Regions from separate parts of the Homo sapiens genome. Here regions 2, 3 and 4 are each linked to region 1. A link is a contact called in ENCODE Hi-C or POLR2A ChIA-PET data. All regions are on one chromosome and are shown on one strand. The core of a region is the stretch at or near the end of the contact, and the rest is flanking DNA. Distances in the headings are between cores, read along the strand shown. Region 1 overlaps MSI2 (musashi RNA binding protein 2). Region 2 overlaps TSPOAP1-AS1 (TSPOAP1, SUPT4H1 and RNF43 antisense RNA 1). Region 3 overlaps CUEDC1 (CUE domain containing 1). Region 4 overlaps CUEDC1 (CUE domain containing 1).

Region 1 (3,484 bases), core at 456-2,955:
GGGGATTTGGGGAATCGGAGAGAGTGCATAAGATGCAGGGTCATTCCTCCGGGAGTGGCGGGAGAAAGGAAGGGGCCCCTGCCACTGGGATGGCAGGACCACCTGTTCACCTGCTCTGCTGAACAGTTCCCATTCTCCCACCCAAGTTCTGGCCAGCAATGGCATCAAGAGACTTTTGTGGGTGAACAGAGTTGCCCTCTATAAAACCAATCGCAAAGTATAAGGAACAGCCCTCTATAAAACCAATCTCAAAGTATGAGGAACACTCCTCAAAAGATGATACGTTGCTAGGGCTGGGCCCTAGCAACATATCATCTTCGATTTCACCTACAATCTTCTTGACCATATTTACATTTTAACATGTACAACACTTTAGGTACAGACACTTCTATAAAACTGTTAGAAGTGCAATGAAAATCAGCACTTCTTTTATTTGTCCTAAAATTATTTTCCTCAAACCTTGTACTTATGGTTTTCATGGAATTTGTGTGACCTTCCCTCTTTTAACCTCACTGGGCCATTTCATTTGCACAATGAAAGCTTTGATCTAACAAACCTCCAAGGCCCCCTCCAAACGCTAATGACTAGGATCTCACATCCCATATTCACCTTTCTAATACATCACTTTCATACTCAACCTTCTCCAATCTCACTTTTCCAAAAGATCCTTGTACTAGTGATGACTTTCTAGGATGACCATTAGTCCATAAGATGCCTTTGCATGAATCAGAAAAAGATGCTTCCTTCCTTCAAATGGACGCAGCCTGGCCTCAGAGCCTTGAGTCATTCAAGGTGTTACCTGGCAAGCCCTTAACCTTAAATATCATTGCAATCTTCAGAAGAGCCAGCTTCAGCCCATGAATGCAACCACCCAGGAGAAAAAATGCCTGAAGGAGTCATTCTGGTTTTACAGGTACAAATGCTGTCCATAAACACACACACACACACACACACACCCCCCCACACACACAGAAAAACCCACGAAGATCTTTCTCTTCTTCCCTCTGCCCTCAACTTTTCACTGATGCTTTTCTTTAAGGGCAAATAGTTGCCAAGGTCTATAACTGCAAGCTTTGCAACTCCCCGTGGGAGCCAAGCCTGCCAAGTGTGGTGCCTCAAATAGCAGCCCCCAAAGCTGTGGGGTTCACTGAGTATCATTCAAGACAGAAGCAGGAAAGCATGTGTGTGACCACAAGACCTCAGAAAGGAGATGGGGCTGTACAGAGATCCTGGCTGGATGATCAAGTCACTAAGGTCAAAGGTAAGGGCAAAGACTCAGTCAAGAGAAACAACAGAGCACCTTCAGCTCATCAAAAAAAAAGATTAATGTATTAATCGGAACACTAAGCATTTCTCCCTTGAGTATTTTCTCTTCCTATTTACTGATCAAATCTTTGTGAATGAAAGCACAATCCTCTTACTGGATCAAGAACGACACATACACAAAAGCCCCTCAACTGAAAAATCAAGTCGGGCAGGTCATGATTTCACCTTTATGTGAACAGGATGCAACCACAAAGGCCTGGATAGGGAGCTGGTGGCGCAGCTCCCACCAGCGTCATCGTTAATAAGTAAGCAGCAGCGGCCTATGCAAAGCTCTCCTCGCCCTGGCAAGCACACTGACCAGGTCTGAGCAGGCACGACCCAGCGGTGCCAAGAAAGCACAAGGTCTGGGGCAGAGCAGGAGGGAGGGGAGGTGTCTGTGTGCTGCCGAATGAAGCTCAAGTGGCTGGATCCAGCTCCGAAGGCCAGAAGCTCTAAGCAGCCCCTTCTACACCACACCACCCACTTCCTAATGTTGTTTTTCCCACCGGCGGTGGACTCTGACTCTGGGTGGCCTTGGGGGTCCTGGAGCTTAAGACCATGCAGAAGCTGTCACTCGGGAGACCAGAAGTTCAGAAGTAGGAGCTGCAGCCGCCTGGGTCTGTGGTTCTTGGCTGCCCCGAGAGGCAGTTCCTCTGCTTGGGGAGAAAGCAGGGTCTTTGTGGCAGTGAACAAGGCTGTCCTCAAGGAGAAACGGGGCCAGAGCTGCTTTGTTTTCTCAGGAAGGCCTGAATCATTAAGGAGAGAGCAAGCTCTCGAGCACACAAGATGAGAACAAATCAGCCCCGAGAAGCGGGGAAGGGTCTACTGAATGGGCCCTGGGCAGCTGGCCTGGGAGGTGCAATGTTGGAGCGTCTCAACCGGTCCAAAATAACCACACCAATTTGCACACGAATAAGCAAACACAAAACCCCAAAGCGAGGACATTCAAAACCGAAAGCAGCTGCTAATCACCTGTTTAATTTTTTTTTTCTTAAATTAGCTGCAACGAAGAATTTTCAAACTCTCAAATACAATACACGGCTTAACATTTTCATACACCTGTAAAACCAGTAAGTTAAATCCCATTACAAAAGACTCCAACTTATAAAGGAGCAGTTCAAATACAGTTCTTATCAAATATAAACAATGGAAAATGATTTAGGCATAAAACATCAGTCACTGGAAATTAACATTTGAAAAAAATTTTTTTACATAAAAACCATCTGTGTATTGAGATGGTGCACTCTGCTAAACCACAGGCCTAATTAGGAAACTAGGAACCAAGGCATTACAGAGCAATGCATTAAGTTTTGTGTGTTTTCGTCTTTGGGGGAGGGGGGATCTTGCTGAAATCTTATCAATACTGTGTTGTTCTTTCTTCTCTGTACATCTAAAATGATGTCTATGTCGGATTGCTAAGAGTGCTTTTGGCTGACAGACAAAACACAACTTGTCTTAGTCTGGGGTGGTTCTCCCTGCTGACGTCCCCACCCAAGGATAATCTGCTTAAGAGTCCAACCAGGGCATCAAAGTTATCAAGAAGATAAAAATGAAGAAACATGCCCGCCAAAAAAGAAGTTATGCAAAGAGGGGAGATCTGGTATGTGTGGGTAGTAAGGTCCAGAATTAAACCTTTCTTTCCCCGTCACTCTCTTTCCTAAGCAAAAGATTAAAAAAGACTGGCCAGGCACGGTGGCTCAAGCCTGTAATCCCAGCACTTTGGGAGGCTGAGGCGGGCAGATCACCTGAGGTCAGGAGTTCGGGACCAGCCTGGCCAACGTGGCGAAAACCCAACTCTACTAAAAACAGAAAAAATTAGCTGGGCGTGGGGGTGGGTGCCTGTAATCCCAGTTACTTGGGAGGCTGGGGCAGGGAGAATTGCTTGAACCCGGGAGGCAGAGGTTGCAGGGAGCTGAGATTGTGCCATCGCACTCTAGCCTGGGAAACATAGCCCATGTCCTAGCCTGGGAAACATAGCCTATGTCATCTAAATGCCACTTTACATCTTCCAAAGTATTTGATGGATATCTTAGTTGATGCACCCAGCTCAGAAACTAAGTCTCAGAAAGGTTAAATGGCACATCCAGGGTCACAGAGCAAGTTATTAAAAGGTGAGCCAGAGTCTGGAACCCGCCAGGCCCTGCCTGCCCCCATGGCCTCTCAAAATAGCATTGCCAGA
Region 2 (3,638 bases), core at 712-3,211, 980 kb before region 1:
AGGGCAGAGTCCTGGCCCTGCTGCCTCCACCAGCCACCAACCCTGTGACTTTCCCAAGTCACCTCTAAAATGAAGTTTCTTGTCTAGGAAGTGCAGTTGACAAAACTATGATGTTAAGGGCAGGATCGTGGTTAGCTGTGATAGGTGGTGGTGGAGGAGGGCATGAGAAGCACCTAAGGTGCTGGTTATATTTTGTTTCTTTCTTTCCTTCCTTCCTTCCTTCCTTTTTCTTTCTTTTCTTTCTCCCTTCCTTCCCTTTCTTTCTTTCTTTTATTTTCTTTCACTTTTTTTTTTTTTTTTTGAGACAGGGTCTCACTTTGTCACCCAGACTGCAGTGCAGTGGCATGATCATGGCTCACTGCAGCCTCAACCTCCTGGGCTCAGTTGATCCTCCCACCTCAGTGCCTCAAGTAGCGGGGTCTACAGGCATCCACCACCACATCCAGCTAATTTTTATATTTTGGTAGAGACGGGGTTTTGTCATGCTGCCCAGGCTGGTCTCGAACTCCTGGGCTCAAGCCATCCACCCACCTCGGCCTCCCAAACTGCTGGGACTACAGGCATGAGCCACTGCGTCCGGCCTTTTATCTTGATCTTGATGCTAGTTATGTAGGTCAGTTCACTTTCTGGAAATATATTGTTATATACTTAGGATTTGTTCACTGTTATACTTCAAATAAAAAGTTTGCTTTGGCTGGGTGTGGTGGCTCACGCCTGTAATCCCAGCATTTTGGGAGGCTGAGGCAGGTGGATTGCTTGAGCTCAGAAGTTTGAGATCAGCCTGTGCAAAGGGCGATGCCCTGTCTCTACTAAAAATTTTTTTAAAATTAGCTGGGCGTGGTGGCACACGCCTGTAGTCCCAACTACTTGGGAGGCTGAGGCAGGAGGATCACTTGAGCCCAGGAGGTCACGGGTGCAGTGAGTCCCAGTTGTGCCACTGCACTCTAGCCTGGGCAACAGAGCAAGACCCTGTCTCAAAAAAAAAAAAAAAAAAATCAAATACAATAATTTAGGCAAAAGCAATTTGAGAGTTGTAAACTATGTAAGGAATTGTCATTATCCAAGGTTGCCTATCTCTAGGTAAGTTCTAGATAGGTGTGACAAGAATTTCATCCTTCCAGCATTGTTGGGTAATGGTAATAGGTGTTCCACCACATATATCATACATAAATACATCAAAACTGAATCAAAACAGAAACATTTTCCTTCAAGCACCAGGGCTTTTTTTTTTTTTTTTTTTTTCCAAAGACAGGGTCTTGTTCTGTTTCCCAGGCAGGAGCGCAGTGGCACGATTGTAGCTCACTGAAGCCTCCAGCTCCTGGGCTCAATCAATCCTCTCACTTCAGCTCCTAGAGTATCTAACAATACAGGTGCGCACCACTCCACCCAGCTCATTTTGGGGGTATTTTTGGTATTTTTTGTAGAGACAGGGTTTCAAATTCCTGGCCTCAAGTGTTCCTTCGGCCTCAGCCTCCTAAAAGGCTAGGATTATATGCGTGAGCCACTGTGCCTGGCCAAGGTTTTTTTAAAATTTTAATCTTTATGTTCTCGTTTTTTATAAGATAAAGTTTGGTTTGGGTTTTTTTTTTGTTTTTTTGTTTGTTTTTCTGTGGTTCTTTTTTTTTAGACAGGGTCTCACTATGTTGCCTAGACTGGCCTTGAATTCCTGGGCTCAAGAGATTCTCCCGCTTCAGCCTCACAAGTAGCTGGGACTACAGGCATGTGCCACTACACCTAGCTTAAATTTTTAAAAATGTGTTATATACTTCCTTGCTATTTGGATACAAGATTCTGAATGTGATTTAACCTGATTTGGTTCAAAGTCATTGTTGTAAACCTCCATTTTTGTATCATGTGGTGAAATGGTTCCGGGACTGACTCTTTTTCTACCTCTTGGATTCATAGCAACCTGTCAGCTGTCACTTCTGTTGCTCATGTGTGGCTGTCCCCCTTCCAGTCTTGTCTGACCTAGGAGAACAGACAGCCACACTTGGTAAAAATTGCTATAGGTTGCACCAATAAGGTTTAGACTGGGGAGAAGAGCACATGGCTGCCTGCCTCAGTCTTGGGGTTTCGAGGCCTTCACCAGTGGGAAGGTGAAATGCAGAGTCTACAGAGGAGTGAAGGCAGACCACAGAACATTAGGACTGGGGGAGTCATGACTTAGGCCAGCCCCTCACTTTTTAGAGGAGAGGACTGAGCCCCAGAGACTGGTCAGCTTGACTTCAGGAGCGGGTCGCTGCTACTTTGTATGTCCTACACTGCCTAGCTCAGTACCTCTTGTCTAAAGATGCTGTGTTTCTCTGCCATAAGATCCCAGGAAGCGGGAACTGAGTGCAGAGAACACTCTGCCTTGTGCTGCTGGTACCAGCATGCCAGATCCTCTGAGAAATAGGATGGAAAACATTTCCCCTCTATGCCTTGGCACTCCCCCATTCTCAACCCTCTGCCTTCCGGGTAGAGGGCAGACATTATGTTGTCCCGATAGGGAACTTGAAGTCCAAGGAACTTTCCTTGGGGGTCTATCTATGGCGGATAGAGGCCTGGGCCTCTAAGAGAGAGCTGGCCTAGCCCATTTTGAAAGCCCCTGTGTGCTGCTTCCGGCCTATGCACTCTTCTTCCTGCAAACTGAGCTCTTGTGTTACAGAGTGAGCGTGAGGGAAGGGAAGGAGCAGCTTCAGACAGCAGGGTAGGGGGACCTCAGTTTCTCTCCAAAATGGATCCCTCATCCCCTTTCCAAACCCAGCAACTACCACCCTTTCAACCCCTTCCCCCATCCCGGAAAATACCTGGAAGGAAGTGAGCGCTCTGGGGCCACTAGCAGGAAGTGGGGGGTTAACTGTCACCTCATCCCTGGGGGCTTGAGTAGCAGAAGGCAGAGGGGGAAATGCAAATCCATGCTTGGGAGGGAGAAGAACTCCTGAGAGGAAGCAGGTGGCAGCCAGAGCCCAGACTTCCTCCTGGGCCAGTGGTCCCAGCAGGGGCTGGAGAGGCCTGAGGCAAGGGAGTTATCACAGGCACTGAACAAGACAGCAGTCGGCCCACCCTGTGCAGGCAGCTGCAGCACTTTCTCTGGTCAGCTGAGTAGACTCACTTCCTCTGCCCTGCACCCCAGAGAGGCCGGGAGATGGAGGGCGGGGTCTCAGGAGGAGGGGTGGGGCATGGTCTGGATTCATGGAAGGTGAGGAGATGCAGGAGAAATGAAGGGGGGTATGTCCCTGGGGAATCAGCTGGAGGCAGGCAGGCATCAGTCTCTTCTGCTTTTGCTTAGGGACTAAGATTCAGGAATCCCTCTGGCCTTGGCACCTCCCCCTACCTTGTTCTAGACACCAGGGGCCAAAATTGAGAACCACATGATATCCTTGCAAAGGGATCGTTTATAGCACCTGGAAACAAGAATCTAAGAAGCAGCCTTTGGCCTTGTGCCTCTACACTAATCATCTATTACATCCCTATGGCAATTTCCAGGTTCAAAATGGGCCACCTCTATTATTGCATTTGACCCTCAGTGCCATCCCACGAGGCAATATTATTCCCCTTTCACAGATGAGAAAACTGAGTTTCCATTACATCTCTCGCCCACAGTCAGTGGCCTGGTGAAGCTGCACTGGTGCTTCAGCCTTTCCCCTTGCACAACG
Region 3 (3,433 bases), core at 866-3,365, 540 kb before region 1:
GGTAAGGTATTTTTTCAGGTTTCCTTAAATCAACTAGACAGGAACTTTATGTCATGAGTGTCTACAGTGTGCGCTGGCTGCTACAGGGACCAAGCAGTCTGTGAAAGTCAGTTTGTATACCTGTGGACCAGCTGGGAACCTAGAGTGGACACAGAGAATGTTGGAGGTGAAAAGAGTCTTGGAGATTATTTAGTCCTACCCTCCCATTTTCCGGATGGAAACCTGGAGGCCCAGTAGGTAAAATGATGTGTCCGAGGTCACTTGGCTAGTTAGTGATGGGACCAAAACCAGCATCCAGGTCTCTGAACTGCATCACCTTGCAAGAGAGTGGTCCTCACAATTTACTGTGTATCAGAATGACCCAGGGAGCTTGTTAGAAAGCACATCCCCAGAGCATGTTCTCAGAGATTCTGATTTAATAGTGGGTTAGAGAATATGGGTTCTTAGCAAACACCTCAGGGGAGTCTGAGGAAGGTGGTCGCCACCGTCCTCTGAGATACACCTGCTATAGTGCAAAGAACATTTGACTTCTTAGACTGATGGAAAAGCTCATTGCATTTCCTGAAGCCTCATCAGTAGCAGTGAGCAGAACAGGCAGAGATGCAAACAGCTTTAAAGATGAGAGCATGAGGGATTAAACCCAGGCTTTAAAATGCATTGCAAGTAAGTGGTATGTCAGGAGACTTGACATGTACATGCAATTTCAATGTGGCGCAGTCCTGGACAACCTCTAGGTCACACACGACTCAGTGTATCTATCTATAAAATGGTGATGATGATGGTGGAAGGTAATAACCTGCACTACTACATTGTCACGAGGATTAAATGATGTGATGCACGAGAAGTACTTTGCCTAGCACTTGGTAAATGGCAGCTTCTCTGATGATGCATAATTGCTGGGGGTGGATGAGGGCAGGTTTCTGTTTAATGCCTTTACATAATGGACTTCTGCTGAGGGTTTCATTTGAAGAAAGGGGTTCTGGTTCTGTAGCTAAAGAAAGTGTACAGACCCTTCCATCCCTGGGGGACTAGGATGCAGCAGGCTGTTTCTGCAGAGGGCTCATCCTGGTTTGTGCCTAGAACAGTGGTGCCTTTCTCTGGTCCTGACCGGCTCCCCCAGCCCCCACCTATATCCCTGGAAGATTTCAATGATCAGACCAAACAGGGACTGTTTCTCTCCATTTTCTAGAAGTAGAGATTGAGGCCCTCGGGAGGCGAAAGGAAGCTGGTTATGGGACCCCTAAAAGCTCTTGCCCCCTTCCCCTGATTGTTAGATTTGGGGCTGAGGCTACCAGCCCCAGCTGGCCTGAGGTCCTTCCCTGCACTGCCTTCTAGGAGCTGGGCCTGCAGGGAACCAGGAAGCTGGTGTCTTGGCCAGGGTGTGCCACTTCCTGGTTCTGGCCAGTTTTGCTGCAAGTCAGGTCAGCCTGACCTTACCAATGCTGTAAAACCCATTCTGGGTGCAGATGGGGGAAGAGAGGGATCCCAGGGCCTCATCTGGCCCTGCTATCAGCCTAATGAAGGGGGTGGCTTGGAGGGTGGGCTGTGGGAGGGCTGAGGGTGCTGTCAGTGCGCACTAGCGAGTGTGTATAGAAGAGTGACTGTAATTTTAAAAACATAGCTTCAGAGTTGGGCGAAGAGGGGAGTAGTACATTGAGTGCCTGGGCTGTGTGGGACGGTTCAAAAAAAATCCTAAAGTGTTGTCTGTGTCCTATGGCTGCGAGGGCCTGGGAGGAGCATGTGGCACTGTGCAAGTGAATGGGGTTGAGTGAGCTGGTGTGTGTGGCAGTGAGTGGGAGCCTGTTAGCACATGCAGGCATGTGAGCTGTGTGCTGGCATGTGCTGCTGTATGTGCCCATACAAGGAGAGAGCACTGGCCAGGAGTCTCACGATCTGGGTTCGAATCCCAGTGCTGCAGCCACTGGGCTCTCTGACCTCTGGCAACATGCACCATGTGGAAGTGAAAACATGAGGTTTCTCCTGCCTCCCTAACCGTGGCAGCTCCAGAGTATACGTGTGGGCACGTGGGTATGTGGATGGGCAGGAGAGGGGACCTGGGCAGCTGGGCTCTGGGCGCCCCTGACTGTGCAAGGGGATCGCTGCTGCTACACAGGCGGAGCAGGGGCTGAGGCCGGGTGGAGGGAGCAGTCTGTGGTTGGGGGGGTGCAGCTGGCCCAGCAGTGAGTGGCTCTAAATTATCCCATCTGCTGTCTGGGCTGGGCCCTTCTCACTCTGGGTGGAATTTCTGATGGTGTCCCGGCTGCCTGAGGCGGGCGGCCTCCCAGCCGCAGCTGCTGCCTGCTCTTTTGAAGCTCAGCCCTGGGCCAGCCACCCCTCCCTCCCAGCCTCTGTTCCTCTGTCCTGGGCCTACATTCCTCAGCTGCCAGAGAAGGCATTTCTGAGAGGGCCACTCTGCCTGTGCTCCTGCTGCCCAGAGCCCATGGAGCCCCTCCCTTGGGGGACAGGCCCCTTCAAGCCACCTCCTTCCCCTGGTTAGGAGTGGGCACCCTGCATTATTCCAATCACTTCTCCTACCCTTGGAAGCTTAGCTGGAGGGCAGGGTATGGGCAGGAATGGGCACAGGGCTGCTGGCCCAGCTCCCTGCTCCTCCCTTGGGGTCCCTGAGCCCTCTCAGCCTGAGGTCCTGGAGGTCCCTGAGTGGGGAGGCCTTTGTGCTCCACATTCACTCCCTTCAGGGCTGGATTCCCAGGCCAGACGCCTGGGCCAGACTCTAGAATCAGCCCCTTGGAACTATGTGGCCTTGGGGTGTGAATGGCCCGTGCTCATAGAGTCTTACTAACAGCTGCCTCTGACTGACAGCTTCCCTTGTGGGGTGCTGTGCATGCCCACCACAGTCAATCCCCTGCAGGAGCGCCATCTGAGAAGGTATATGTATCCCCATATTACAGATTGCTCAGAGCAATCCTGCTTGCCCCATAAGCTGCAGGATCAGGAGGTAAGCAGAGGACTGCCCAACTCCTGACCACTCAGGCTAAAGCCCCACTCCTGACCACTCGCTCCATGGCTTCCTACCCCAGACATAGCACCAGTAAACAACTTGTGGTCTCCCCTCCACCGGCAGCTTCCTGGCCAGACCCCCAGCCCTGTTGTGCCCCAACAGGCCCTCCACACTGTGGTTCTACCTCTGAAACAGCTATGCTATGAGCCAGCACTTTGTCCACTCGGCCCTCATTCCTTCCCTGCATCCCCAGCAGGAGGCAGGTGAGTCCCTGACCAAGGTTGGAGGGTGCACCATGGGGTGCAGTGACTGAAGAAAGCCTGCCTAAATGATCAGAGCAGGAAGGATTGGGTTGGGATTCTTAGGATTGAAAAGGTTTTAAAGCCCTGGAGGCTCTGGGGTTTGCTTTCTTAAGATTTTTTCTACCACAATTCAGTTTTTATTTTTTTAGACCTAGTCTCGCACTGTCGCCCA
Region 4 (3,140 bases), core at 394-2,893, 580 kb before region 1:
CATACAGCAGACACCTTTGGGTGAATTAGAAGAAGGTGCTCTTCCTGTAGGTCACACAGCTTGGTAGGCAGAGTGTAGGCTGGATTTGAGCTCCATTTGCCCCTTTGGATGGGCACGTTGTAGTGAACAGCCTGCATAACTGTATATGGCAACCCTGTCTACCTAACTTTTATCTAGCTTTTGGCATAAAGAAAGGAGACTATACCCAGACACCAGTTCCTGACAGAATAATGACTTCTCTGCTCAGTCCTCTGCTATGTGGGATAGGGGGAGAAAAGCTCAGTCATGGGGGACTTTTCCAGTTAAAATGAAACAGGGAGATGATTCCCAGAGGAGACATTTCGGCTGCAGAGGAGGGTGGGGAAGATGAGTGGTGTCTTTTGCGGCTTCTGTTTTCCATCAGCCACCTGCTCTCTTGATGACTCCTCCTTGATGCCTTCTCCCATGTGTCTGCGCCCAGAGCAAGGGAAGCACTTGTCTACAGCCACACGGCTGGCAGGAGTAGAGTTGGTAGAGCCTTGGGTGTGAAAGCCTGGTGTGAACTCACTCTTGGCTGCCACCCTCCTGGAGTCACTAGGACAAGCTGTCTTTGCCTCCTGGCAGCTTAGCTTCTCTGGGGCTCAGGTTAGCCAGGGGCTGCGTGGGAGTTCTGCTTTGCACCTGTAGAACTGTTTCTTTTAGTCCCAAGTGGGGCTTATGAGTCACCAGATAGGGTGCTTCCTAAGGGTAGTTATTGTATTTTTTTAAAAACTACTGTGCCCTTGATTATACCCATGACAGCACCTGGCACTGTTGCTCCAGAAATATTTGTTAAACAGATGAATGTTAAACAAATGAATGCAGCATCCTGCTGAAGGGCCCAGGCTGAAAAATTCCTGTGCTTTAGTCAGGAGAGGCTGGATTATGCTGCAGGAATAATCAAATCCTGACATCCCAGGGGCTTGACACCATCTAGGTTTATTTTTTGCTCGTGGAAAGTCTTGTAGGTCAGGCAGTGCACCTCCATCTGTAGCCACATCATCTGGAATATAGGGCCTTCAAGGTTACTGCGGGAGGGGAGGAGAGAGATGGAGGAAACTGACACCTGTTACTTCCATTCACATTGTCCAGAGCTGGTCACATGGGGCCGACCTCACTGCAAGGAAGGCTGGCAAATGTAGAGGAGAGAAGAGCTGTCTTTGCCGATCTAAAGGAGAGGATTTTGAATTTCTTGTTTCCAGCTTCAGTCCATTGGAGTGCCTCTGGCTGAATCGCTTACTGTGCCACCATTTTTTTTTTTTTTTTTAAACACTGACAGAAATGGAATACCTGCCACTTCCTTTAATCCAGGGAAGGAGGCATGGGATGGCACTGAAGAAGAGTCACATGGCAGGGTTTTTAACGGCTCCTTTATTACATGTTGACTATATGATGTTGATTTAGTCACCTCTAGAGCCTCTTTCCTCATCTGTACAGGGAGGATAGTGATGCCAGCTTGTCTCTCAGTTCAGACTCTACTGAAGGCAAGTAACAGAAACCAGCTCGAGCTATTTGAAGCCATAGGGGAATTGAAGACTCAAAGGAGGAAGTGCCTGGTCTCCCAAGTGCCGGGGGTGTGTGGGGGTGTGGTGGGGGTGGCTGACGCAGCTGTTCTCAGTGAGTCTGCATGGTGCACCTGCAGGACGCCGCTGCTGCTGTGGATGTGCACCAGGTGGTATGGCCCCTCAGCTCCCAAATACACCCGTCCACTTTCCAGTAACCCTTAGTTACTGAATGGTGTCTGAGCCTTGATGTGAACTCCTGAGGAGAGAGTCTGATGGGCTTGTGTGGATCAGCTGTCTACCACTGGGCCAGTCAGCTGGGGCCAGGAGGGCATGATCACGCAGCACCAGGGGGTAGGAGCTTTCCCCTGTGAATGGGAGTAGAGGCGGTCCTCACAGGAGGGATATGAGCTGGCCAGACACGTCCAGAAGCTGTTCAGGTCAGGCGAAATGGTTCACGCCTGTAATGTCAGCACTCTGGGGGGCCAAGGTGGGAGGATCACTTGAGGTCAGGAGTTCGAGACCAGCCTGGGCAACATAGTGAGACCCTCTCCCCCCACCCACATCTCTACACATAATTTGAAAAATTAGCTGGGCGTGGTGATGTGTGCCTGTAGTCCCAGCTACTTGGGAGGCTGAGGTGGGAGGATCACCTGAGCCCAGGAGTTCAAGGCTGCGGTGAGCCGGGATTGTTCCACTGCACTCCAGTCTTCACCCAGACTGAGATCTCGTCTCAAAAAAATAAAAAGCTAGACCGGGCATGGTGGCTCATGCCTGCAATCCCAGCACTTTGGGGGGCCAAGGCAGGCAGATCACTTGAGGTCAGGAGTTCAAGATCAGCCTGGCCAACAAGGTGAAAGCCCGTCTCTACTAAAATACAAAAATTAGCCAGGCATGGTGTCACACTCCTGTAGTCCCAGCTACTCTGGAGGCTGAGGCAGGAGAATCGCTTGAACCCAGAAGGTGGAGGTTGCAGTGAGCCAGGATCATGCCATTGCACTCCTGCTTGGGTGACAGAGTGAGACTCCTTTTCAAAAAAAAAAAAAAAAAAAAAAAAAGGCTGGGCACGGTGGCTCGTGCCTGTAATCCCAGCATTTTGGAGGCTGAGGCAGGCAGATCACCTGAGGTCAGAAGTTCGAGACCAGCCTGACCAACATGGAAAAACCCCATCTCTACCAAAAATATAAAATTAGCCGGGCGTGGTGGCACATGCCTGTAATCCCAGCTACTCAGGAGGCTGAGGCAGGAGAATCGCTCGAACCCGGGAGGCAGAGGTTGCGCTGAGCTGAGATAGCGCCACTGCACTCCAGCCTGTGCAACAAGAGCAAAACTCTGTCTTAAAAATAAATAAATAAATAAATAATAAATAAATAAAATTTAAAAATAAAATAAAAAGCTGTTGTCCATGTTTAGCTGGTTCAGGGTTGCTGAGCTGGCTGGGTAATGTCTGTAAGAACACTGAGAACTATCAGGTATTGCATATGTGTGCTCTGGTATGGTGCTGCCAGCTCTCTCATTAGGAATCATGGAGATTGTACTGCCCTAAAGGGGCATGGGAAGGATTATAACGCTGTGAGGGAGAATTTAAAAGTCTTGGTGGAGGCAGGCGAGCTGTTTGTT

The links. A loop is a pair of places that touch in the nucleus more often than their neighbours do. ChIA-PET counts read pairs that join two places held with the same protein, here RNA polymerase II (POLR2A). Pooled maps may share reads with other maps.
Region 2: a map with no recorded cell type shows a loop between it and region 1 (7-fold over the local background). The contact joins two enhancer-like sites. A Hi-C loop is called at or near these places in 6 of 37 single-sample maps with no recorded cell type and 4 of 50 pooled maps.
Region 3: a loop to region 1 is called in a map with no recorded cell type, with 4 times the contacts of the local background. The contact joins two enhancer-like sites. A Hi-C loop is called at or near these places in 4 of 37 single-sample maps with no recorded cell type and 4 of 50 pooled maps. POLR2A ChIA-PET finds 5 or more read pairs at or near these places in 1 of 52 experiments (activated T-cell).
Region 4: a loop to region 1 is called in a pooled map, with 3 times the contacts of the local background. The contact joins two enhancer-like sites. A Hi-C loop is called at or near these places in 3 of 37 single-sample maps with no recorded cell type and 2 of 50 pooled maps. POLR2A ChIA-PET finds 5 or more read pairs at or near these places in 1 of 52 experiments (activated B cell).

Annotation. Positions count from the first base shown.
Region 1 is chr17:57,355,677-57,359,160 of GRCh38, reverse strand. All of the region lies in intron 5 of MSI2 (musashi RNA binding protein 2), which reads right to left. Among named protein-coding and RNA genes, the nearest start is that of MSI2, 100 kb to the right of the region's middle. Within about 2 kb of position 1,705, at least 23 of the 41 ENCODE cell types and tissues checked have a DNase peak (open chromatin) inside an H3K27ac peak, as active enhancers do.
Region 2 is chr17:58,338,599-58,342,236 of GRCh38, reverse strand. All of the region lies in intron 3 of TSPOAP1-AS1 (TSPOAP1, SUPT4H1 and RNF43 antisense RNA 1), which reads right to left. Among named protein-coding and RNA genes, the nearest start is that of MIR4736, 4.4 kb to the right of the region's middle. RefSeq lists enhancers at 2,380-2,429, 2,870-2,979, 3,110-3,169. Within about 2 kb of position 1,961, at least 4 of the 41 ENCODE cell types and tissues checked have a DNase peak (open chromatin) inside an H3K27ac peak, as active enhancers do.
Region 3 is chr17:57,897,987-57,901,419 of GRCh38, reverse strand. The region is part of intron 1 of CUEDC1 (CUE domain containing 1); the gene reads left to right. Among named protein-coding and RNA genes, the nearest start is that of CUEDC1-AS1, 12 kb to the left of the region's middle. RefSeq lists enhancers at 884-1,554, 1,555-2,226 and a silencer at 2,158-2,452. Within about 2 kb of position 2,115, at least 23 of the 41 ENCODE cell types and tissues checked have a DNase peak (open chromatin) inside an H3K27ac peak, as active enhancers do.
Region 4 is chr17:57,938,399-57,941,538 of GRCh38, reverse strand. The region is part of intron 1 of CUEDC1 (CUE domain containing 1); the gene reads left to right. Among named protein-coding and RNA genes, the nearest start is that of CUEDC1, 15 kb to the left of the region's middle. RefSeq lists an enhancer at 188-247. Within about 2 kb of position 1,643, at least 18 of the 41 ENCODE cell types and tissues checked have a DNase peak (open chromatin) inside an H3K27ac peak, as active enhancers do.